3 separate regions of the Mus musculus genome follow, and all the other regions are linked to region 1. Evidence: chromatin loops called from intact Hi-C (ENCODE). Cell type or tissue: left cerebral cortex. All regions are shown on one strand. Region 1 overlaps Grb10 (growth factor receptor bound protein 10). Region 2 overlaps Cobl (cordon-bleu WH2 repeat). Region 3 has its middle 76 kb from the start of Cobl.

Region 1 (8,000 bases):
TACTTAATGGGAAGTGAAGTGAGCCTAGAGATGGGTAGGAAGTAGGGGGCCTAGTGAGCCACTGTGAAACTGAGTAGAGCTGAGGGCAGCAGCAGTGAGCACTCACTTGGGCTGACTAGGAAACTGGGCAAGCTGGAGTCCAAGGTTGGGTCTCTAATTGGTACCTCTTGTTGTCAGCCAGCTAGTACTCCATTGATGCCTATAGGGACTGAGTAGACAGGACAGTGGTTCTCGTGTATACTGTGGGTCACGAGGGTGTAGTTAAAGGAGTTTTAGATCAATGATGTGTAGACAGGTCCCATGGAGGCTGTTGCCCATAGATTACCTATGAAAAGCTGGAGTGGCTTCTGCCCCTGCTAGGGTCCCCTGTCTCATTTTAGAGGCTATGTTTGGACCCCTGAGGTCCTTCCTGTTCTTCCACTTCAAAAGCATGTGCCTGAGTAGCCTGTGGAGCACACACAGTATGGTGCCATTAACTGATCCTCTGTCCCAGTGTGTGAGGCACGCCTGATACCTGTATCTTCAGAGTTCTTCATAGCTCTGAAGGGAAGGGGTTCTGGGAACTTTCACTAGATCCATTGTTTCTAGCCAGGAACCAATGGCTTGCCTTTCCCCACTGCTTCTAGAGAAGTCTGTTGAGGGGGTGAGATCCCTAGGTCTAACCTCCCCTTAAGACATCCAGAGCTGCTTTTTGCTTTGGATCTGCCTTTTTTGTGTTTACAGGAGTAATGGTGGTTCTCACTTCTGAGATTTCTTTTTTTTTTTTTTTTGACTTCCACAGAGTCTCAAGTTTCATCCCTGATTTCCAGTTAGATTTCAACTCTTAAGCATTTGATGAGTCAGTTACGCCTTCTCCACTGGCTTTGATATTACAACTGAACTGGCCATGTGTGTAGAATGCTAGAAGGCACAGGCGTGGCTTCTCTGGAGTCCCCCTCAGTAATCATTAGATTGTTCTCCTTTGCTTTTTTTTTTTTTTTTAATAGAGAAGAGTGGGGGTTTGATGCTTTTGTCCTATATGACCTGCTCTTCTAGACCAGGAAGCTGTAGGGCAGGTGTCCTGTCCAGGCAAAGGAGTTCCTCTATCCTACCTACCCCCAACATTGAGCAGCCAAGCAGAGGGGCCCAGGGATACCTATATGAGTTGACTGTCCAAACTAAACATACCCCGGGAACCCAGGTTTTCTCTCCTTGGACTGACTGTACTTTAAGCATAGACATGAGCTGAAGTGTGTTCCTTCCCTTTTGCAATTTAAAGTTGGCTTCTGTCTGTCATTTTGTCCCTGGTGGTGTTTGCTTTGCTCAGAATCTCCACAAAAGAAGTACCCAGTCAAAGTTAAGTTTTCAGACCAGGGCTTGCTGTGTTTGATTTGGGCTTAGCACTGTTGGATGCCACACTGAGAACAGCCTCAAACCTGCTTCTGTTGGATTGACTTTATATTTAAAAGGATTCTATAGCATGACCACCCTGAAGCCTCTGCTCCCCGGGGAGCATCTACTGTTTGCCCATTTTTCACCCCTCCACCCCGTGGTACTTAGGGACCTGAGCTGACGTCCAGCCCACTTGCCTTACTGCAACGTTTCTGTTTGGCCTCAGAAGGTGCCTAGATAGGGTTTTCAGAGCTCCCTCCTCCCTTTGCAGATCTGATTATTGCGTAGTCTACCTCCGCTTCGGAATCGGAGGTCTACTGGTAGCTGCCACTGTTTTTATCGCCATCTACAGTTTCTGTCTGTTAGAGGAGAGTGTGAAATCTACTGCGTCCTAGCTCTGTACCTTGGTAAGAGTCAGAAATAATCTCTCCAAACCTTCTTTTTTACTTTCTTTATTGTAAACATGTGTGTGTGTGTGTGTCTTGTGTGAGCGTGTGTGTCTTATGTCTTTGGTGCTCTGTATTTGTGGATTCTGGATCCACTAATTGAGTTAACACTGAGTCAAAAATATTCAGAAAAATTGCTTTTCTCTTGACCATGCTCAGACTTTTTCATGTCATTATGTAGAAATAATATACTATAACAAGTATTTGTAAGCATTTATATTGTGTAAGACATTATAAATCTAGGGATGTCTAAGGATGGTTTAAAGTACATGGGGAAGATGCTCATAGGCTGTATGTAAAAAAAAAAATCTATCTTATAGAGACTTGAGCATCTGTAGATTTTGATACCTGTAGGGTTCTAGAACCAATCTCCCAAGGATACTAACAAGCAGTGTGTGTGTGTGTGTGTGTGTGTGTGTGTGTGTGTGTGTAAAACCACAAGTATCTCCTATCCTCTTAAATGCTTATATGTTGCTTCCTTTGTTGCAGCTGTCTGTATGTCTGTCTGTCTGCCTGTGTGTATGTGTAAGAGAGACAGAGCTAGTGCATAGCAGATGCTTGCTATAGAGTATTATTTTGTTAGCTAATTCTATATATGGCACCACACTTTCTCACTGAGATAGAATGGTGGGTGTTTGTTGGCTTCCAAAAGGAGCCTTTCCTTTCTGATGTTCCTGCTTTGACATTTTGGGGGAAGGGTTTGAGATGAAAATGATTCTGGATCCTGAGGTTCTCTAGCCATGGTCACTCAGAGCTCCCCTCCTCTCGCAGGTGAAGAAAATGGTGTTTCTGGTGTAATTCACCACCCATTCCTGAGCTCTGTATGTGGTTTAACCAGTGGACATGGTGGACTTTTGGCATCATGAGAGCTGCAGGCGCCGTTCCTGTTCTTGCCCATCAGAGCGAAGGGGGAAGTGGGGGAGGGGAGGACGAGAAGCTAGGAGCAAGAGGTTCTTCAGGGTTGCCATGAGAACCAGGGATCCGGGGATTGGGCAGCAGAGGGCCCCCGCTGGGCCTCGGGGCGTGGCTGCGTCACATGGGTTTGGTCCTAGGGTTCCTGTAGTGCGCAAGGACCAGCCGCGTCCCTCGTCCTCCCGGTCGTCAGGGGTGCCCAGTCAATTCCCTGGAAGCTGAGAAGAGCCGTAGAGGACCAGGGACCAGCTCAGCAGGACAGGCTTCCCAGCACTTGGGCTATAATGGGGGTGGGTCCAGACGGGCATTTTTTTAGGTGGAGGGGGGTTGGCCCCCTTGCTGGGATGGCTATTCGGGAGGCTGTGTTGCTTCGCTTAGCGTGTTGGCCCGTGTCGGCGCGTGTCTGCCTATGTCTGTGCGTGTGGGCGCCTGTCAGCCGTGTTGGCGCGTGCCGGCGCGTTCCGGAGCATGCCGGCGCGTGCCGGGCTCGCGTTGGCGCGTGCCAGGCTCGCGTTGGCGCGTGCCGGGCTCGCGTTGGCGCGTGTCGGGCTCGCGTTGGCGCGTGCCGGCGCGTGCCGATTTGTCCTGGAGCGTGCCGGCGCGTGCCGGTTTCTGGAAGCGCGTGCTGGTTTGTAGGCGCGTGCCAGCGCGTGCAGGCCTGTGTTGGCGCGTGCCGGCTTATGTTGGCGCGTGCCGGCCTGCCGCGATCATTCGTCTCTGAGCGGCACGGCCCTGTCGGTTCGTTTAGGAGCTAGTTCGCTGTGCCGGTTTGTGTTGGCGCCTGTGGGCCAGTGTTGGCGCATGTAACACGTATGTTGGCGCGTGTTGCCGCGTGTTGGCCCGTGTTGCTGCGTGTCAGCGCATGTTGCCGCATGTCGGTGCGTGCCTGCTGGGCCTCCGCGCTCCTCTAGGCTCCAGAGCCCTTTTTCTGAGCCGTAGGCCCTTAGCTGGGGCGGAGCCTTGGCGAACCCCAGCGAGCCGCGGGGCCGAGCGCTGTCCATGAGGAGCGCTGTCCACGCGCTGGGTGCTGCCGGGTTCGGGAGCTGTCCACTGGCCCCGGTAGCGCGCACGCAGCGACCCCGTGTGGCGAAGTCTGTGCTAGCCGGCTCTCCAGGTACGCAGGTGGGCTCCGCCATCCTCAACATTCCGGGGGACTCGGGGTAAGAGAAGACATGCTGAAGTCATGGTGGTCGTTTGGAAAGGGTTCACCTCCCGAAATCTGCAATGGTCCAAGTGGTGGGCAGCTCCTGCGAGCTCGCGAGCACGAATGGCCTCGGGCTCGGCACGCTGTTGCGCGGCTGGCTGTCGGCTCGCTTGCTTGCCGGCGCTCGCTTGTCGGCTCGCCTCCCGGCTCGCCTACAGTCCGGGATCGCGCGAGCCTGGGTGGACCGTAGCCGTAGGATAGAATTATGTAACCATTTTTAATCTCGATTTTTAAGATATTATGTAACAAGTAGTAACTGTACCCACGTAGACCTGAAAATTTGGAACGTGGAGACGTAGCGTCTGCTCTCAGCCAAGTGGTAGACAGCGGTTGTGCGAACCAGCTTGGGCTGTAAGCAGACATGGGCATCTGGGGTAACTGAACCTTTTTTCTCCTTAGAAATAGGATACTAAGGTTGGCCTGGTCATCTTTTAAACCTCACTGGAGAATAGTCTAGTATAGGAGCCTCGGATAAATGCACATTGGCACTGTAAATCTTTATTCATAAAACCTTTTATTTCAATGAAAGAAAATGTCAATTAATTAAAATTGGATGACAGAAAGCTTGTCGTCATTTCTATGTTTTTGATTGAGCTCAACAAATTGTCCACATGACCATAGCCGCTATTCCTTCCCCATTGACGTAGATCTTCAGAGAAGCAGTCAGATCACCTGTTTACATTTTGACTGCCCTTCTCATCAGCTGCCATTTTCCTGTTGATGGCAGGAGCCACGGCCAGTGTATTGATAAGAGGCCTGGACAGAGCATTCACCCAGGCAGCTGCTGGCTGGGGACATTGCTGTCTGTATTAGCAAATAGTTTCATTTCTGGACCAGTGAGTAAAAAGTGAGTGTTTTTCATTTTTGTTCTGTCTGAATTTGGAATGTAGTGAATGACTGCAGGGATTTTGACCTGTTGGTAGCCAGGGCCTTCAGCCTCGGCCTTCATTTTCTGCATGTCCCTGTTTTTTGTTTTTTGTTTTTTGTTTTTTGTTTTTTGTTTTTGTTTGTTTTGGGTTTTTGTCTTGGTTTTTTTTTTTGGAGGGGGGGGTTGTTTTGTTTTGTTTTTTTGCGTTTGGTGGTGTTGGCTGGGGTGGAATACTTGGTAATGGTCCTGTGCGTTACCTTTTAGCCCCTCATATCCATCAGATGGGGTGAGGATGGGGGAGATGATGGGCTGGGGTGAGGATGGGGAGGTGATGGGCTGGGGTGAGGATGGGGAGGTGATGGGCTGGGGTGAGGATGGGGAGGTGATGGGCTGGGGTGAGGATGGGGAGATGATGAGCTGGGGTGAGGATGGGGAGGTGATGGGCTGGGATGAGGATGGGGAGGAGATGGGCTGGGGTGAGGATGGGGAGGTGATGGGCTGGGATGAGGATGGGGAGGTGATGGGCTGGGGTTGGGATGACTGAGATTTTCCTTTTCATCAGTCCTGAGAAGCAAGACTTCCCATTTAAGTGACACTTCCCATTTAGGGTTTCACACAACTATGCACTTAATTGTGGGGATAGGTATGAGGTCCCCATGTAGACTTACAACTGAATTCCTGTTGTGCTTCTTGCCACTCCCCATGTCTGGACTAGAAATCAGGGATTATAGCTCCTGCCTAGCAGTATTAAGAATTGCGTACTAACGGTTAGAAGAAGGCAGCAGATGGAGTTAATGGCAATTTCACTACCAGTCTGAAGGGGGTAGGAGTAGTGCCAGATTGGTAGAATTAAAATGTGAGTTATTTTTGTTCTTAAACCCTCTCCTAAGGATTTCCATCACCGGTTACACTTCTCAGTGTCATGTAATTACCACCCAGAACTGAGCTTTGGAAATTTCAGAGAACAGTGCATCTTTTGAATTTTAGAATTAGGTGACATTTGGGCGACAGTCTGAATTCACTGACTTTCAACCTTTGTGGTCCCACAAAAACCAGACAGTTCCATACTTATGACGTAGAAAGAATGCCTTATGAAGCTTTCTTGGGTTAGCACAGGTGAACGTGCCATTGTAGACCTGGGGGACTGTGGTCTGATGATACCCAGGGTAGCAGGGTATTAGGCAGAGGTGGGAAGGGGTATGACCTTGGAGCACATACTGCTCAGCCCACATCTTCAGACTCCATTTAGCCCTTGCTGCATCAGAAATGGAATCTACTACCATCACTGTGAGGCCCGTTGGAGATTCTTTAGTTTTTTTTTTTATTATTATTTATACATTTTATTTAGAGGGTGGCTCAGGCACAGACCATGCGTAGAGGTTACCAGACAATGTAAGTCCTCTTCTTTCACCATGGGGGACCTAGGGATTGAATCCAGGTTGCTGTGCTTGATGGCAAACGACTTTATTTGATGAACCATCTCACCAGCCCCCATGGCTGGTTCCTAATGGACATGAAGCTGGAGAAGAGATGCTGTGTTCTGGGCCTTGTAACCACGTGGGCTTTGGAGTATTAGGGCAAAAGGTTGGCAACTTCTTCTGGCAGAGTTACTGCCTAACTAGAGGGACAACAGCAAAATGAGGGGTGGTGTGGAAGCAGTCTTAGCCCTTTGGACTCTGGGAAGTCTGGGAGAGTGTCATAAGAGTTCCTTTGTTTGAGCCATCTTGTTCTCTATTTCATCCCATTTTAAAAAGGAAGTCGACCTGGGCCCCAGGATTCCAGCTTCCACCAGTGCAGGACACTGAAAGGCAAATCTGACAGTTGGTACAGCCACTCATCACATCCAAAATTGTTTGAATGGACTGCATTTGCTTGTAATCCATAGAATACATTATAGAGGGTACATGACTGGAGATAGTTTGACTCAATTTTTTTAATTTAAATTTTTTGATAGTTTCATAAGTGAATTACAATAGTTATCACTTCTAATCTAGGCAGTAAGTTTTTAACTTTATGATGCTATGCAAACAACATACATTCAATAGAAACCCTACTTTGAATTTTGATTGCTTCCTGGGTTAGTGACATGCTAGAAGTTCTCCCTTCTCCCATGTTCTTTGGCTGAGGCTAGAGCTCTAGTTAGCCATGATATGCTGAGAAATAAGGCTAACACTTCACAGTGTACTGAGTTGCAGGCTTGCTCTGTAGAGTGGGTATGTTATATGCTGTTCAAGTGTAGCATTTTAAACTTACAAGCCATTGCCAGTCAAGGATTGTGTATGCAGGTGGACACAACCCAATGTTTTGCCTCATTCCTGAAGCCATCAGTGCCTCGACCCCTTCTATAGGTGATTATTTGATTCTTTTCCAGTATTCTCCTTCCTTGTTTCCAGCTAAGTGGGCTTTTTTCCCTCAAGACTGTTGGGAGTTAAAGAGTAAGGAGATGGTGAGTTGAGGTTGGGAGGTGGCGAGTCAACATTTACTTGGCTCTGCTTTATGGGGAGGGGGGCTTTAGGACTGTTTGCTTCAGGAGCATATTCCTAGTCTGTAGAGCACTTCCTGCAGGCATCAGGAAGCACCAGGGGTGAACTCAGGATGCTTCAGGCTGAAACTTGATATTGATAGAAGGGAGGAAAGAAAATCCTGATGGTATAAATGGGACTTTAAGTCACCTACACATGATTTCTCTCCACTTTGGAGCCAGTCCAGGAGCTCTTTGCCTTTGCTAGCCATGGCCAGGACATGGCAGTTGTTTAGAACTTAAGTGGGGCAAAAATTGCAAGGAGTACTTTGATAGCTTTTGACAAGACCCTCTCCTGTCAACATTCAACAGATGTTTGAGGAATCCATCTGTTTTCTTGTCTGTTTTCCCAAACTTAGGTTGAAACCAGCTACATTTAGCATGCAAAGTGTTTCCCTATAGGCTCCTGTGTTTGAGGACATGGTCCTCAGCTGGCACCATTGCACTGGGACATTGTGGAACCTTCAGCAAACAAAGGAAGTAGGTTACTAGTAGCAGGTAGTGTCTAGACCTGGTTACTGCTGGAGTTTTCTCTGCTTCTTGTGGTAATTTAACCAGCTACCTCATGTTCCTGCAGCACTGAGCTACCCCTCCAACTGTGCCATCTCTGCCATGACAGGCCGCTGTACCCTCTCAAGCTGTAAGCCAAAAACAAATTCTTCCTCTCATAGTTGCTTT
Region 2 (8,000 bases), 270 kb before region 1:
GAAGGGGTAAGGACTTTGCAATATGAATTTTAAGTTGATAATATTGACTTATCTGAAATCCCCGGGTACTTGTATTTCTTACTGTTAAGTATACTGCTTTATCTGAATATATCCTTTTTGTATTCAATGTTATCTTCCAGAATTTAGTCTCCGTTTTCCTCAAACATAGATTGTATACATGATTTTTCTGGTATTGTCAATTTGAACTGAATAGACATATTCCACCTACCTTGTGAAACAAAGTATTGAACACGTGCACTCTCACCTTCTGGAACCTAGGATCTAGGATTTTCCACATGTCAGTTCATCACTTCAACTCCTTGAGGTATCTGTAGTTTTCCCATTATTCTGTCCTATGCCAGTCAGCTAGTTTACAGAACAAATGAAAAGGGGAGATGTTTTTTCCTTCACCTGCATTATTCATCCATTCTTCTTTTCCATTCGAGACTCATCAAGAATTTACCTGGTACTAGGCATTGTCTGGATTGCCAGAAAATAAAAGTAGATAACAAACACATGGGTTTTACTTAGCTGTGCAAGGGAGAAATGGTGTCTTTCATTTGACAAATCCTGGTTCTAAGATTTATACAGATGGCAGGGATGCCAAAGAATATAACAGCTATGTCTACAAGGGGCTTTGGCTCTTCCAAGATCCCTGTGCAACCGTGCGGAAACTGACGTACTTACTGTCACTCCCATCATCCAAGACAGAATAGGTAAGAAGGATCATATTTAACATGCAAGGTTAAGCAGAAAGGGCAAATGTTTCTTGCTTACTTTGATCAACTTTTTTTAATGTACAAAGATACGTTTGATCTGGAGAGGTTTTTCATGTTTCTCTCCAGAAGAATCTTTTAAAGGTTGTGCTTAGAGTAATTTTTACCTACAAGATTGTTGTCTTGTTGATCACAATGAAAACATTAGCTGAAAACTATAGGAATGATCTTAGCCGATGCTGGTATGTGTGTGTGCTGAAACAATACAAGCTGGAGCTACAGGAAACCTATACAGTTGAGGGAAAGCCAAAAATTAATGAGAATCTCTCTCTTTCTGTCTCTGTCTCTCTCTGTCTCTATCTTCTCTCTTTTTCTCTCTCTCAAAAAAGTCCTTTGTCTTTTTGTTTCTTTTCTTTTTTATTTTCCTTTTTGCATTGAAATAAAGGACTTTTGTCTGGTCAATAGCAGTCATTTAACCTCAGATCATTAAGTGGGAAATCTAAACAAGAAAGGTAATGTTTATAAAATGGTGGGAAAGCATCAGGATTTATGAGCCAGACATTCAAGCTTGTAGATGATTGTATATAATTACAGCAATAAGCATTTTTGTTTTGTTTTTTGTTTTTTTGGTTTTTCAAGACAGGGTTTCTCTGTGTAGCCCTGGCTGTCCTGGAACTCACTTTGTAGACCAGGCTGGCCTCAAACTCAGAAATCTGCCTGCCTCTGCCTCCCAAGTGCTGGGATTAGCAATAAGCATTTATTGGAGAAGTATCTATTATACAGAAGAAAGGTGGCAGCAAAACTTGAGCACAGAGGGAAGAGTGATGCTGCCTATGAAATCCTTGGCTAAAGTGTAGGAGATATGGGGAAAAAAAAAGGGTGAGAACAGAGTTTCCACAGACACACATCCATACTACACAAACATGAAGGGAAAACAGTTAAGTACATGACAAACACAGCTTGACTGCAAAAGTTCCACTTACAGGATCATAAAGGTCACCTATGACATGGATGGCTAGTCTCTGACACTCCCTGGTTTACCTCTATGACAGAACACCCGAAACCCTGATACAATAAAGTCAGACAGATTAGTATCTGCTATACATTATACTAGAGTCTTATAAAAATTAGAAACATTAATTTCCCCCAGTGCATCTGCCTTTCAGAAAGGCTTCTCCTCTCTGACTTACTCCAGAACCCATCCATGACTTTGTAGGCTACGCCTTCTCCTGATAAGCCAGCTGGAGAAAAAACATGTAATGCCTTTTCTCCATAATGTTGTGCATGCTATCAGTAAAAGATGATAGTTCCCATGTCCTGACTGGAGACCCACAAATCAAGCAGACTAGTCACTGACATGTCCCCTTGCACATTCATAGAACAGAAAGAGCCATGGAGAATATGTAATCCATAGTAAATGCCAAGGAAAAAGAAAAATTAGCTATACTTACTTGTCAGTTTTAATTGGCTTAAGCACGTCTGCTTTTACTATAGGGGTCTGTACAGTAGACAGGGAGACACACTGAGTCTGTAAATTGCATGTGTTTTGTCTCTGAATGTGAAGACTCTGAAAGCCTCTCATTTTAAGTAAAAGCTGTTAACTTTGCAGCTGAAATAATTTGGAGATCTTTTCCAACTGTTTACTCACTGGAATTTCATTTTCGCACCCATTATAATCAATCACACATTGCATCTGTGTTTGTGATGCTTATCAGCTGCTAATTTTCACAGTTTTTGTGTTAATTTGGATCCATAATATGATTCAGTTTGTTCACAACTTTTATAGTTCATATAATCAGATTCAAAATATTTCTATGTGCAAGCTAACATTTCCCATAACCAAACAAACTTTTTGCATTAGAGGTAGGATTATAGCCTTTAAAAAACAAGGATGAAGGTAAAGGCCTTCCACACAAGAATGCAAGGTTCATTTAAACATCACAATCAATTAGAAACTGTTAAGGTCCTAGAGTTCATCTAGTATAGAGTGTTTGCTGCTGGTCTTCTCTTTGAAGGTGTATGTGTGTGCGCATACTGTTGTATAATTCAGACTCAAGGGCTGTGGATCAGGGAAATAGTTCAAAATAATATTTACCTCATTAGTCGCAATGCCTAAACAACAAGCAAACTTCAAACATTTCACTGAAAACCAAGGCCTAACTAGTGCAAGTGTGAGGCTCAGGAAGCCTCTTTGGAATGAGGTCATCTTTCTCTTCATTGGCTGGATGGAGTCAGTACTTGCTGACGGAGTGGTCCCCTTTACATCGTCACTTCTATGTATATTCCAATTTTAAGACACTCAAGTAACGTCTAGCCTTTTGTCTTCTTCTTCTTCTTAAGGAAATAGTTCCTTTTATCATAATGCACGAAGCTGCATAACCATCAGAAGACAGTGTCTGCCAATAATCTCCAGTAAAGAACAGAAGAAAGGAAAGAGGAAAAGGACACAGAAAGAGGAAGAGCTTTCAGGATTATGAACATTGGATAGTTGTAAATTGAGTGAAAGGAGAAATGTGAGAGAAAAATAACCCAAACCTGAGTCCAGATGGAAGAATTGATGTGCACCACACATTCTTCTTGGGCCTGGAATAGACTAGAATTCAAGAACTCCTGCATCTTCTGGTGGGATATAGGAGGAAGTGGCCTAGGAGAAGGTAAAATATCCCCTGCCTCACACAAAGCTGAAAACAGGAGAAGGTCAAGCTGACTCCACCAGAGTGCGTGGCAGGGATACATATACACGCACATGCACATGCACACACACACATGCACGCACATGCACACACGGTGTGATTATAATTACATGGCCTTGCTGCTCAATAATGTTTCCTGTGTAAAAGTTTGGTTTAACTCAGAATGCTATTCCCTGCTGGAGCATATGAGAAGCCTTCCACACAGACCTATGTCCCTCCAGGCAAACTGAGCAGCAGGTGCCCCTCTGCTCAAAATGGAAGCCTTCTGGTCTCCTTGACCCTGACATTCATATTGGCACCTAGGACTCTTGGAGGTGCTGCCTTTCCACTTAGAGAATTAAAGGGAGAGTAATTGTGTCTTACAGTCAGGCTCCTCGCTGTCTGACCAGAGGTGGACAGAGGTGTAAAATTAAGTATATGCTATTAATAGAAGCTTCTGTTTGCGCAGGAGAATGGGTGGTTCTTGGTAGCAATAAAGAGCCTTTGTTTTCATGGCCAGTTTCTCTTTTTGCTATGTGCTGCCTGAACTCTGAAGCACCTCATTGACAGCCTCTCTTTCCAACATTTTTTTTCTTCTCCTCAGTTTTTTTTTTAAATAAGCAAACTTAATTTATGCCACAGTGTCTCAAACGTTTCTTTCTGTGATTCATAGCCATTTTTACTCTGCAAATATGCATATTTTGTGGACAAATAACACATTATTCACATATCTATATATACCACTGTATGTCAGTGTTATATATAAATCCAGTTAGGATTCTAGCAAAACATAGTTTCTAGTGACACTGTAAGTTAAATGAGAGGTAAAACACCATTCTAGGAGTTAACTAGGAGATTATTGAATTGTAGTTGTTGAAATTAATGTCCCTTATAATGAAGTTGCCTTGATCTAGGGAGAAGGAAAACTGGATAGGGCATGTATTCCATGTAGTCATCTAGATATATATATATATATATATATATATGAAAATGCAGATGTGTAAATATGCACACAAGAAGGTGACCTCTGTCCCCCTATCCGTTTCCAGAGGAAATGTGAGACTATTCTTAGTGTTGTTTTCTCCTGTCAGGGAGCCATAAATGTGTTGCTCATACATTTGTTAACCGTCCTCTTTGCTATCCTAACCCCACCTGACAGCCAACTGACAGGGCCAGCTTCAACCAGTCTCCTTCTGGGGAGTTGGCAGCGTGGGTGCCAGGGCAGAATCTTTCCAGGCTCCAGTGAGAAGTAATGCCCACCAACCCACATTCTTTGCAAGCTTGGTGGTCCCTAAGGGGCTGGTTTATTTAAGGCATCTTTGGAAAACAAGTGGTTTTGGCTGCATAAATACAACCACCAGGGGGAGCTCTGGTTATCCTGTTAGTGTACTGCTCTGCAGAATGGAAACAAAGATACAAAACATAAACCCCAGGGCTTTGCTTTTGTGCCGGTCACACAGAACAAGCAGGCTCGGTGACTACAGTCTTAAAGCTGGTCCCTCTCTAGTCGCACAAAGAATGAAATAAAGCCAAAAGAATCAACCGATTTGCCTGAAATCACACAGTTATGGGAAGGCCTGTACTCAGCTTAGTAGATTCTCCATCTGCTGCTGCTGAGGTGACTAGTATGTGGTCACATTATGACTGTGAGCTTATGTGTGTGTGTGTGTGTGTGTGTGTGTGTGTGTGCTACTATATCTTTGTATCATTTATACATATACACATGCATAATTTAGAAACACACTGATGCACACTGTAAACATATGTGGAGGCATACACAACACATATGAGTATCCATGTCATATACATTCATTGCCATGCATTCATCACTGTTGTGGGCACACTATGTCCATATGTACATTCGTAACACGTATACATTCATGCATGCAGACATAAGTGCACCGTGTGTGTGCACATCTCAGTGTATAAGCTGGCACAGTATATGATATTATTACCTTGTGCCTGCCAGTTTGCCTCACTCAAGATATTCATGAGTCTATGTTTGGCTTTGTAAGAAGAACTGTGAATCTGTCCATTTAGTTTTCCCAGGAATCGTTGTTGGCCTCTTTTATTGTCTGTCTTAGGTAACTATGACCAGATACCTAAGAAAACACCACTTAATGGAGGGAGAGTTTCTTTTGGAGCACATTTTGAGGTATCAGGGCATGTTAGCAGGAGCATGAGGCACTGGTCACGTTGCATCTTAGTTAAGAAGCAAAGAGTGAACAAGAGGTCGAGCCAGCTATGAAACATGAAGGCTCCACCCCTGATGACCAACATCCTCCAGCAAGGCTCTACCTCCTAAAGTTCCATAACCTTTAAAAGAAGCACTACCATTTGGAGAAAATGTATTGAAATGCATGGACATATGGAATACATTGTATATCAAACCACCATGATTCCTAATTTGCCACAAGAAGGAGGTCTGAAAATTGAGGAGAGCATGATCAAACCATCATTAAAATGGAGAGTTACCTATCTTTGGACAGGTCAGAATCTCATGCTATCATATTAATATGTTCCGGCTTCCTCCTTTATCATTAACTTTATACTTATTTCTGCATCCATTGGATGTTTGAAGCCTGTGGAGCACGTGACAACTAGAAGGTGGTACATAGTGGGTCTGCAAGAAGGACTCAGCTGGAGACGGACAGGGTTTTGTACTCCATGGATTCACTACTCATAGGGTAAAGGCATGAGGTAAAAAAAAAAGCTACTGGGGGCCCCCATTTTTATAGGTTAATTCTTCAATCTTTATCAGAGCCCTAACAAGTCAGAGCTATTGTTAACATCCTCAGTTTACAAATAAGAAAACTTTGGCACAGAGTAACTTGTCTGAGGCCAAAGACAAGTTCATCCCTATGCCTAGACTTGTTCCTTGCCAGTCATGTCCCACGCACTTAGCTTGTATTCTATTTCCTGCCTTCATTATGCCTGCCAGTGTATGGGCCGGTGTTGTGCATTGTCTCTGGCTTCCCCTTTTTACCTCTGAAAACTGCCCATATACCAACAAAAGGAGAACGCAGAGGATGGCAGCCCTTACCATTTGAGGTATACAGCCAGTGGTCTGGTCATATTTGAAGCTCATGGACTGGGTCCACAGCCACCAGTTGATATGTGTGTTAAAACTCTATCCAACAGCAAGTGCAGAGATTTAGCCAAATCACCATGCTTACATACTTCCCAGACATGGACAGTTCTCAAGACTAGACTTAGACTCTTCTCCTCAGCCACACCATACAAGAGTCCCCTGCCTTGCTGGGGCTGTTATTACATATCAGCAGCTCAAACAAGCCATGCCCTCTCTGCCAGCTCTGAAGGTTAAAAGTCTGTGATCGTGATGTCAATAGGTTAGTTCTTTCCAATGCTCGCTCATTGTTTGGCTCATGGATGACATTTCCTCCACTGCCTGCATAGGTCTTCCTTCTATTTTGGGGATCTAATCGCTTCATCTTTTAAGAATACAAGTCATATTGTCTCATGCAAAGAGGCCTGCCTATGGCCTGACTTACTCATTTACTACTGTAAAGCCCTTTTACACAAAATGTTTCATTCTGAATTTGCTGTGGTTCTATGTTTTTTTTAGAACAAATCTTGGACCATGATTGCTGTCATCATCTCGTGGTTGCTAAGGAGATAGTAGAGACAACAGAGTACGATGCACCCATGCATAATCATGGGACAATACTAGAACCTGACTCTAGGGACTTGGCCTTTTTCAAGCTACTAACTCTGCTGACTTTCTCCACTTACCATGACCCTGTCTCTGAAGAAGCCACTTTCCTGTGGGCATTCCTGTGCTTACCCTAACTGACTTTCATTCTGCTCACAGTATCTAGAGTAGCTGCAGTTCTGAACGCACTGACTTCCCCACTGACTAGCAGAGAAAACCTGTCCGTCGCAGGAGCTGCTTCCAGGGATGGTCAGTAACTGTGACAGCCTGCACCATGCTGAAACCAGAAGCCCCTCTAGCTCATGCTGTCCCTTTTCTGACGTGTACGCCTTAGCCTCCACTGGGGTCTTTCAAGCATTTGTGAATACATGTGCACCTATGTGCTGTTGTTGCTGCTGCATGCACACGTGTGAACACACATACACACATGATTGAAGCCTACTTTGTATCTTAGTTGCATTTGAATTTTGGGATTTATAGATCATTCATAGTCAGCTCAACATGTTTTCCTGTTTATTCTGTTTATTTGCAGAGCATTGTAAAGATGCTTCATATTTATGGACTTCCGAATGTTTTCTGAAATCAGTTACTCATACTCCTCTCGTGTAATGAATTCTATCCATCTTAAAGGTTGTCATGTTGTCACCAGTTTTTCCCAGCTAACAGGACTTCTGAGGAAACCAAGCCAAGATATTAACCATTAGCTACAGATTGTGTTGCCGACTTCCCAGGCAAAAGGGCCCTTGAGACTCTGCTCCAGGGCCTGGCGGCCTCTGTGTTTTGCTTAGACTTGTTTTTGCTTGACCTATGCAAGGCATCTTAAATTGTTTGTATAAACTGCTGAATCAGTTAGTAGCTCTTAATTATAACTTAAAAAAATAACATAAAATGTGCAACATTAGATATTTTTGAGGACATGATTCTGTGGTTGTTGGGGTA
Region 3 (8,000 bases), 520 kb before region 1:
TAGCTATAGACAAGATGTTTTCATTCTAAATCTATATGATCAATTATCATATTCACAAAGTTTTGAGTTTCCTTTAGTTGTCTTTTAAATGTAAACTTAAAATGTTTCTCATTTGACTAAATTTTTGTGTATTCAGTCCCCCTGATAGAAGAAAAAAGCCTTTCTTGCTCTTTCTGCTCCATGAAAGTGTTTGTCTTCACTGGCCTCATCTTAAAGACTGTCCATGCTGTTAACAGATGTATCTCTTTTGTAAACATACAAGCACCAGGAAACACACTCAGATCTACCTCTCATGGACCAAACAGACTCCATCTAGATAAGTACACCAGCCAATCAATGGCCTAAGTTTCCACTTGCTAACTATTCCAGAGGGTGGGATTCCTCTCCTATTCCCAGGAACTGGGACTCCCCTCACTCACAACCACCACGGTTTCACCCACTAAGGGTTTCAAATGCCAAAGAAAAATTTTTTTTCTCCCAAATGTATTTAACTTTATTCTCTACCTCTAATTCTGTGTGTGCATGTTTGTGCGTGTGTGTGCGTGTGTGTGTGTGTGTGTGTGTGTGTGTGTGTGTGTATGCACACGCACGCACGTATGTGTTTCAGCATCTTGTCAAGTCCAGGCATTTACTCAAATCTATATCCAGGACAGTTTCGGAGAAGAAACCCCCAGCTGCTCCAGTCTACTCTCACAGATACAGACACTGGACCTGCTCCTTCTTACCCACAGATGGTTCCACAGACCGTGGACAGCAAGGAAACAGCCAACTCTCCTAAGACTGGACCAATTCCCAATCCCCATTTTCTTTGGTTTCCCAGAGACATGTCACCCCAAAGTCAGCAGGAAGTAGCTAAAGATCACACCAACCCGATTCCTGTTTCACCACCACTTCTTTCTAGTTTTTCATTTTTTTAAATCAAACCAAAATGGAGGAATGTTGGCATTCCTTCTAAGCTCCACAAAACAATTACCTGGAGACAGCCAAGTAGGCCTGGCTTACTATAAAAGGGGCTGTTTGACCCCCCCCTCTCTCTCTCTCCCTCTCTCTCTCTCTCTCTCTGTTTTTCTCTGCCTCTACTCCCTTCTTAAGCCCTCTTCCCATGCCCTAAATAAACTCTTTTCTACACTATATTTGTCATATGTCTGCTACCTCATGGGCAAGGGATGCCTCATCATGGGCCTACCAATGCACCCCTCTTAGCTCACCATACTGCACTCTATTAAACATATCCTAGTTTCTCTTTTTATAAAACACACTAGGGGTATTGGCACTCTTCAATTAACCCTGCTGCTGCAATATTCTTTTCGAAAAGATATCAGCCTTTATGTGGTGGAGTGAGCTTAATCCCCTCTTGAATATTAATAATGTCAGGACATTAATGATGAATATAATTAATGTCAGGATGCAGAGCAGCACCTTCTTCTGATCCTTAAGGAAGAGTGAGGGTTAACTTCTTGCTGGGGCTGAAACCACATCACAACTTCAAACAACTTTAGTGAAAGTAATTTGGTCATGCATCAAAGTAACTATTCTTGTTTAGCTATAGACCTTTTTGTGATCGAAACCTTAAAATTGTCAAGGAAGCATGTGTGTTCAAATTAGGTGCTTGTTTTCTTGTTACATATATTCATCATTAATTATGAAAACTTTAAATTCCCATTCTGTTCATTTTAAAAGTCTTCCCAAGAAATATATTTACAAAATGTTTGTCTTTATTACATCTTTTCCTTTGTATTATGACATCTGACAGGATGTATTGAATCTACCTCCTTGCTCTCTTTCTGACAGTCTCAGTGTCACTTCACCACCACCTTTTCAGCCCTGTGGATGGCCCTCTCACATCACCTTCCTAACTCTCAGGCCTTCCTTCCCTCTCCCCTTCCTCAATGCAGCCAAGCAAAGCAATGCATAGCATTTACATGACCCAGCTCTTTGCTTAAATACCCTCAATGATTTCTTCTTTTTTTTGCCACAAGGTGGCACCAGCAAGAAAACAATCATCACAAAACAGAAGTTAAATATGATGCACAGTGAATCTACCAATCAAGATGTTTTGAAATGGTTAAGTGAGATTGAAGACATGTGTTCTTTAAAGTTCAGCATGTAAAGAAATGTGTGTTCAATCAGGAATGTGTGGGAACTGTGAAGGGCGTGGCAAGGCAGTTCAGGTGAATATGGTGACAGTGATATTAACTCTTCCCTGTGATCACAAGGTAAGGTGAGCACTGAGTATCCTCAAAAACTCAGCCTGGTCAACTTAGGGCTAGGGAAGTTCCTTCTAAATGACTGATACAGTGACTCCTTTCCCTAGTAACATTATATGAGGTGGAAAAATACCATGTAGATGAAGCAAAAAGCAACTAGAGAAGTAAGACACACTTCAGTCTCAGGGTTTTTAAAAGCTGAGAGAAAAAGACAAGATTATGGTTGGAACTTGGCGACCAACTGGAGCAAGCTCTCAACTCACAGGCTAAAAAATACTCTGTTGTTCTGATTCTCTACTAAAAACATTCCCATGCTGACAGTGCTCTCCTGGTGATGTTCTAAGGTGGCTTGAGTTGCTGTTGATGTCAGCAGTTTGCTGTCTGGCCACTCGTTCTTCTGTAGTGCCACCATAATTGCCTCAAAATGGAGATGAACTTCTGTCTTTAGGGCAGTCTATAACTTCAGTATGGCCTGTTTCTTCCTCCATTTTCCCCAGTACCAGCCTATAGACTCAAGCCCCACCTCCAACACTCTTGCCCATCTCCACAAATCTGCTGGCCTCAGGATCCTTGTACATGCTCCTTATGGTGCCAGAAGTAGTCATTTCCTATCTTCTTCTTGGACTAACTCACGGTAAATAATTTGTGATTTTAGCTTTAACATCACCATCCTAGCAAGCAATTGCCGCAGACCCTCTGGCTCCCTGTGTCTGCATGGAACGGGTCTCTCGACGTAGGTGGGCAAAGCGTGGATGAATGACAAACAGACACACACAGGAGAGGTTGTGTGGAATCTGTATTTTTCAAATCAAGCATCAGACTTTTTATGCAGAAGACAATAAGAAAGTTGGGTGACATACCTGCAAGGTACAAATGAGGTAACCGGATGCTTAAAGACTCTTACACATAACAGAGGAATGAAAACACAAAGACTGGCAGGAACTGGGCAATAAAATAACTGAGACAGAGTCAGCCCTATCTAAGGTCAGCTATAGTCTTAGAAGCCAGGTGTGAGAACTTTACTCTCCTAGGGCAAGGGTTTTCACACCCAAGTCATGGTTCTAACTAGGGAGTTCCATTCTAACTAACCATCTCATGAATAATGCAATACTCTAAAACCACAGCCCGATCTACTTCCTAAACATTGTAAATTCCTGTATATGGGAGCGACTTGGCTTTTATTCTAAGTGATAGTGTAGCACCAGAGGCTATTCTGAATGTCACTGAATAGGCAACACTCTTACTGAATTCCAAGCCCATGGTCATGCTCAAGGACGTTGTAGGACTGTTGGAACACTGGCAGAAGGCTTTAGCTATGTCAGAATTCAATCTTAAAAGGCACTTATAATAAGATGATACTGAAAGAGAGCACGTGGATCTATACACTAGACTAACGCGGAAATGGAACGTGGGAATGAAAAATTAATGTATGGGTAGAGAACGCTAGACTCCAGGAGGAGAGCTTCCTTGAAACTCTTTTGCCTCATGAGTGACTTTTAAGCCTTTCGGCTTGTCCAGCTGACTCGACCGGAGAGCGTAGCAAGCAATAATGTCCAAAATTAGCTAACATTATTTGGGCACCCAGCTTTTTTCCAGTAGCCATCACTTTTATAATATTTACAGTACTGAAATTCATATTTACAACTGTAATTGGTTGCATATGCATTGGGTTATTTTTATAACTTGGAGAAGAAAAGAACAGATCATTTTCTGAAAAAGAATGCATTTATAAAAGTTTTGGGGTACAAGCAATGTTTGGAAGTAATAAAAAAATAACATAATAGTACTTATGTAATAATTAAATATGAACTTCAAAGACTGGCAAGAGAGACTGAGATTGTCAATAGAAGGGGGAAAGTGTTGAGAATTTTTTAAATAGAAACAAAGTGCTGCGCAGTGGTGGCGCATGCCTTTAGTCCCAGCACTTGGGAGGTAGAGGCAGGAGGATTTCTGAGTTCCAGGCCAGCCTGGTCTACAGAGTGATCTCCAGGACAGCCAGGCTACACAGGAAACCCTGTCTCACAAAACATGCCAAAAAAGAAAGAAAAAGGAAAGGAAGGAAGGAAGGAAGGAAGGAAGGAAGGAAGGAAGGAAGGAAGGAAGCTCAAGAGAGAGAAGTTCACTATCCAGACATGCTCATCAGGGGAGGCAAAAAGAGAAAACTTCAACTGTCACTTCTTGCTACATCTTAGCATTATGAATGAAGAGTCAAAAAAATGTCTTAAGTGTTCTGGTGTTGAAGGAAAATCAAGGCACAGGGATCACATTTGTTCCGCTTCTGGAGAAGAGAGACTACAACAGGAGACTGGCAGGTGGCGCTGGTGGTCTTCCAAGGATAAGGTTTCATTACCACCTGATGACTGTATCCTGCCACTGTGTAAACACAGAGAGAAGCTCCCTGCTACATGTGGTCCATGTTCTGTAGTCACTCAGCCAGTAGCAAGTGGCCAGTTTCTTGAGATTGAAGCCCAAAAGAGACCAGTGTGGCTTCATAACAGGCTTGCACTGACTAGAGAGACGCTTGCCTGGAGAACGGGCTTGCTTCTCATTGGAAAAGAATTTTAATCCCTTTAAAGCCTAAACCCAAGGAATTTATCACATATTTTGTGGAAAAGTTATTCAGATAAATGAAACGTCTTGGGGCTTAAGTAGAAGGAAGAGGTTAGTCATAAAATCCCTGTGAAAAATAGTAGGTTAAATATTCTACCATCACCTTGTGTCCATTAATACACCTGCCATTAAAGAAAAAATGAAATAAAATAACATACAGAGAGGCAAGGGAATAGAAAAATTAGAACTTTTGTTTACTGTTGGATGTAAGAAAAAAATGATACAGCCCCTAGCCATATGATGTCATAACATTACTTATGGCTATATTTCTAAAATAATTAAATACAGGGACTTAACAGAGATCTTAATACACACACATGCACAACCACCAAAACCAACAACAACAATAACAACAGGAACAATAACAACTTTATTCACAATAACTGAAAGATATAAGCACTGGGTGTTTATTAAAGGACAAATGGAGAAATAGATTTTACAATTTAGTCTTAAATACTGTTTAACCTACAAAGGAAGAAAATGTTGGCATCTTGCCAATGATGCTACAACATGAGATGTCCAGAGGACTAATTAAAATAAGCCAATAACAGAACACAAATTATATCATCTCATTTATTACAAGTGTGTAGATGAGTCAAATGAGTCAAACAGAAAGAAGCTGATAAGGACCAACAGCTGAGAGATGGGAGGAAGGAGACTTAAGGTTTGAGAGTATGATACTAGTTACTTTTCTGTGATTGTTAGAAGACACCGCAACCAAAGGCAGTTTATGGAAGAAAGAGTGTATTTTGACTTATAGTTTCAGGGGGATAAAAGTTCATCATGGCAGGAAGGCATGGCAGCAGAAACAAAAAGCCAAATGCCCACATCTTACACACAAGCACAAAACGAAAGAGAAAAAAACTGGAATGTCATCTGACTTTGAATGGCAAAGCCCCCACATAGTGGCCTGCTTCCTGTACCAAGTCTGTAATACCTGAACCTCACCAAATAATGTTAACAATTGAGTACCAAGTGTACAGTGGCCAAGACTCTATAAAACATTTTTAATTCAAGACATCACAGATAAGAATTTCATGTTTTGCAAGGCAAAAATGTTTGATGTACAAATAATACTGATGGTAACACACATGTAAATGCTATTAATGTCAGTGAAATGTTTGTTCCAGAATAAATAAAATGCTATTTGTTGAAGCTCTCTGAAGAAACAGAGCCAATTGTGTGTATGTATAAATGGGGAGATTAGGTCATGGAGGCCAAGCCCTAAGATCTGAGGTTGACAAGTTTGAAGACTGATAGTATAAATTTCAACCCAAAGGCTATAGACTTCAGACTAGAAAAAAGCCAAAGCTTCCATTTTTATGCCATCAGGCAGACAGAATTCTATTATTGGAGAGCATGTATTCTGTTATGCCCTTCAACTGATTAAATGAGGCCTACCCACATCAAGAAGGGACATAAATTTCTCTCATTATTAATTAAAATGTCAATCTCATCTAGAAACACCATCATAGAAACATAGATCAAATATGTGAGCCTTACCTGACATTGTCAAGTTGATGCACAAAGTTAACTGTCACAAACAGAAATTTTTGTTATTTGTGTTTTAATAACAATTAAAAATTGTTATTCTAAAAATAAGTGAAAGTCCTAGAAGAAATAGAAACCTACCAAAAGACAAGACAAAAAAAAATACCCCATAACAGAAAGGGTAAGAGACAAATGTGATTTTATGTTAAGAGTTTACTAAATATGCGATGACCATACAACAATTATTTTGCTCCATTTTCCTCAATGACATATTTTCTAGTTTTGTTTTGATTGCTATAGCAAAATAATGCCCTGACATAAAGCAACCTCAGAAAGAACAGGATTATTTGGCTTCAGGTCAGGTTAATATCCATAAGTAAACATTGAGGCAGGAAATTGAACTAGCTAGTTATATCACATGCACAGTAAAGAACAGAGAGACAATATGTATGTATGTATGTATGTATGTATGTATGTATGTATGTATGTATATGTGTGTATGCTTGTTTACTTGTGCTCATCTTGATTTCTCCACCTGCTGCCTAAGGTTGGGTCTTCTCAAATCAATTAACAGTAACAACAATGAAAACTCTCCACAGACATTCCCATAGGCCAATCTAATGTAGACTGCCCTTCAGTAAGACTTCCCCAGAGCTTGTGTCTCTAGCTGCATATGTAGCAGAAGATGGCCTAGATGGCCATCATTGGGAAGAGAGGCCCCTTGGTCTACCAAACTTTATATGCCCCAGTACAGGGGAACACCAGGGCCAAGAAGTGGGAGTAGGTGGGTAGGGGAGCAGGACATGGGGAGGGTATAGGGGACTTTTGGGATAGCATTTGAAACGTAAATGAAAAAAAAAATCTACTTGGAAAAAAAAAGACTTCCCTTTAAGTGATTCTAAGTTGTGTCCAGTTAATAAGTAAAGGTAACCATTAAAACATATTCATGTTTTGGTTGTTTGGTGTATTTGAACAAGCAATAAAAGCCAGGTTTTAAAATTACAGGCAAGCTAAGAGCTAAGAATCTTCTCTCCAGATTGGCTTGTTTGAGAGTGAATCTCAGAAGTCTTTATTGTTTGTTTGTTCTTGGGGATGGTGAATTTGGTCTGTTTCAGAAACTTCTGAAGCTATTTTGAGCTGTTTATTGTCTTAATAAGCTTCCCTGCAGAATGAAGTGTTTTAATTTGAAGGAAACTGCTAGACTACAGTGATCCATGGGCAGTTTAGCTCTAGGGATGCTCTCTCTCAGATGCAACAACAAGTATGATTCTTCCTTATTCCCCCCCCCCCACCCCCCCACGAACAGCTTGTCTTTAAGTAGTCTTATCTCTCAGGTGCTAAGCTCTTCTTATACTTGTCTTCTGCCAACCATGGCTACTCACTCGCACAGTCACATGGTATTCTGTGCTATTGTTAATGACAACCCCTCCCATAATTTCTGTCATTAACCCGTGATGTCTGACCTCTCCCACTCATCCTCTCCAGCACACTTTCCTGCCTGCCTTCAAGGCCAGCAAACTGTCACAAGTGCAAGTGAGTGTGTATTCAGAATCAGACACCAGATGGGAAGCAAGGACAAGTGATCTGGGAGCTTTTCACTCTACTGAGGTTGAGAACATGCACCCAAGACCAGAAATGGATCTTAATAGGAGGTGTGCAACACATTTCCAGGTTTACTGCAGTACCCAAGGC

The links. Peaks named below come from ENCODE experiments on the same cell type or tissue, not always from the same donor. Only the 100,000 strongest peaks of a DNase experiment are listed, where the experiment ranks them.
Region 2: it touches region 1 in a loop (12-fold over the local background); 21 of 42 quality-filtered maps call a loop at or near these places.
Region 3: it touches region 1 in a loop (5-fold over the local background); 10 of 42 quality-filtered maps call a loop at or near these places.

Annotation. Positions count from the first base shown.
Region 1 is chr11:12,021,681-12,029,680 of GRCm38, reverse strand. All of the region lies in intron 1 of Grb10 (growth factor receptor bound protein 10), which reads left to right. Among named protein-coding and RNA genes, the nearest start is that of Grb10, 12 kb to the left of the region's middle. In left cerebral cortex, a CTCF peak has its summit at 3,805 (motif pointing left); DNase peaks (open chromatin) are centred at 3,295, 3,784, 4,062, 4,641 and 2 more places; H3K4me3 peaks cover 2,355 bases; H3K27ac peaks cover 2,056 bases.
Region 2 is chr11:12,288,333-12,296,332 of GRCm38, reverse strand. All of the region lies in intron 9 of Cobl (cordon-bleu WH2 repeat), which reads left to right. Among named protein-coding and RNA genes, the nearest start is that of Gm12002, 22 kb to the left of the region's middle. In left cerebral cortex, a CTCF peak has its summit at 4,737 (motif pointing right); a DNase peak (open chromatin) is centred at 4,754.
Region 3 is chr11:12,537,219-12,545,218 of GRCm38, reverse strand. No RefSeq gene overlaps it. Among named protein-coding and RNA genes, the nearest start is that of Cobl, 76 kb to the right of the region's middle. In left cerebral cortex, CTCF peaks have their summits at 1,978 (motif pointing right) and 4,509; DNase peaks (open chromatin) are centred at 1,978 and 4,552.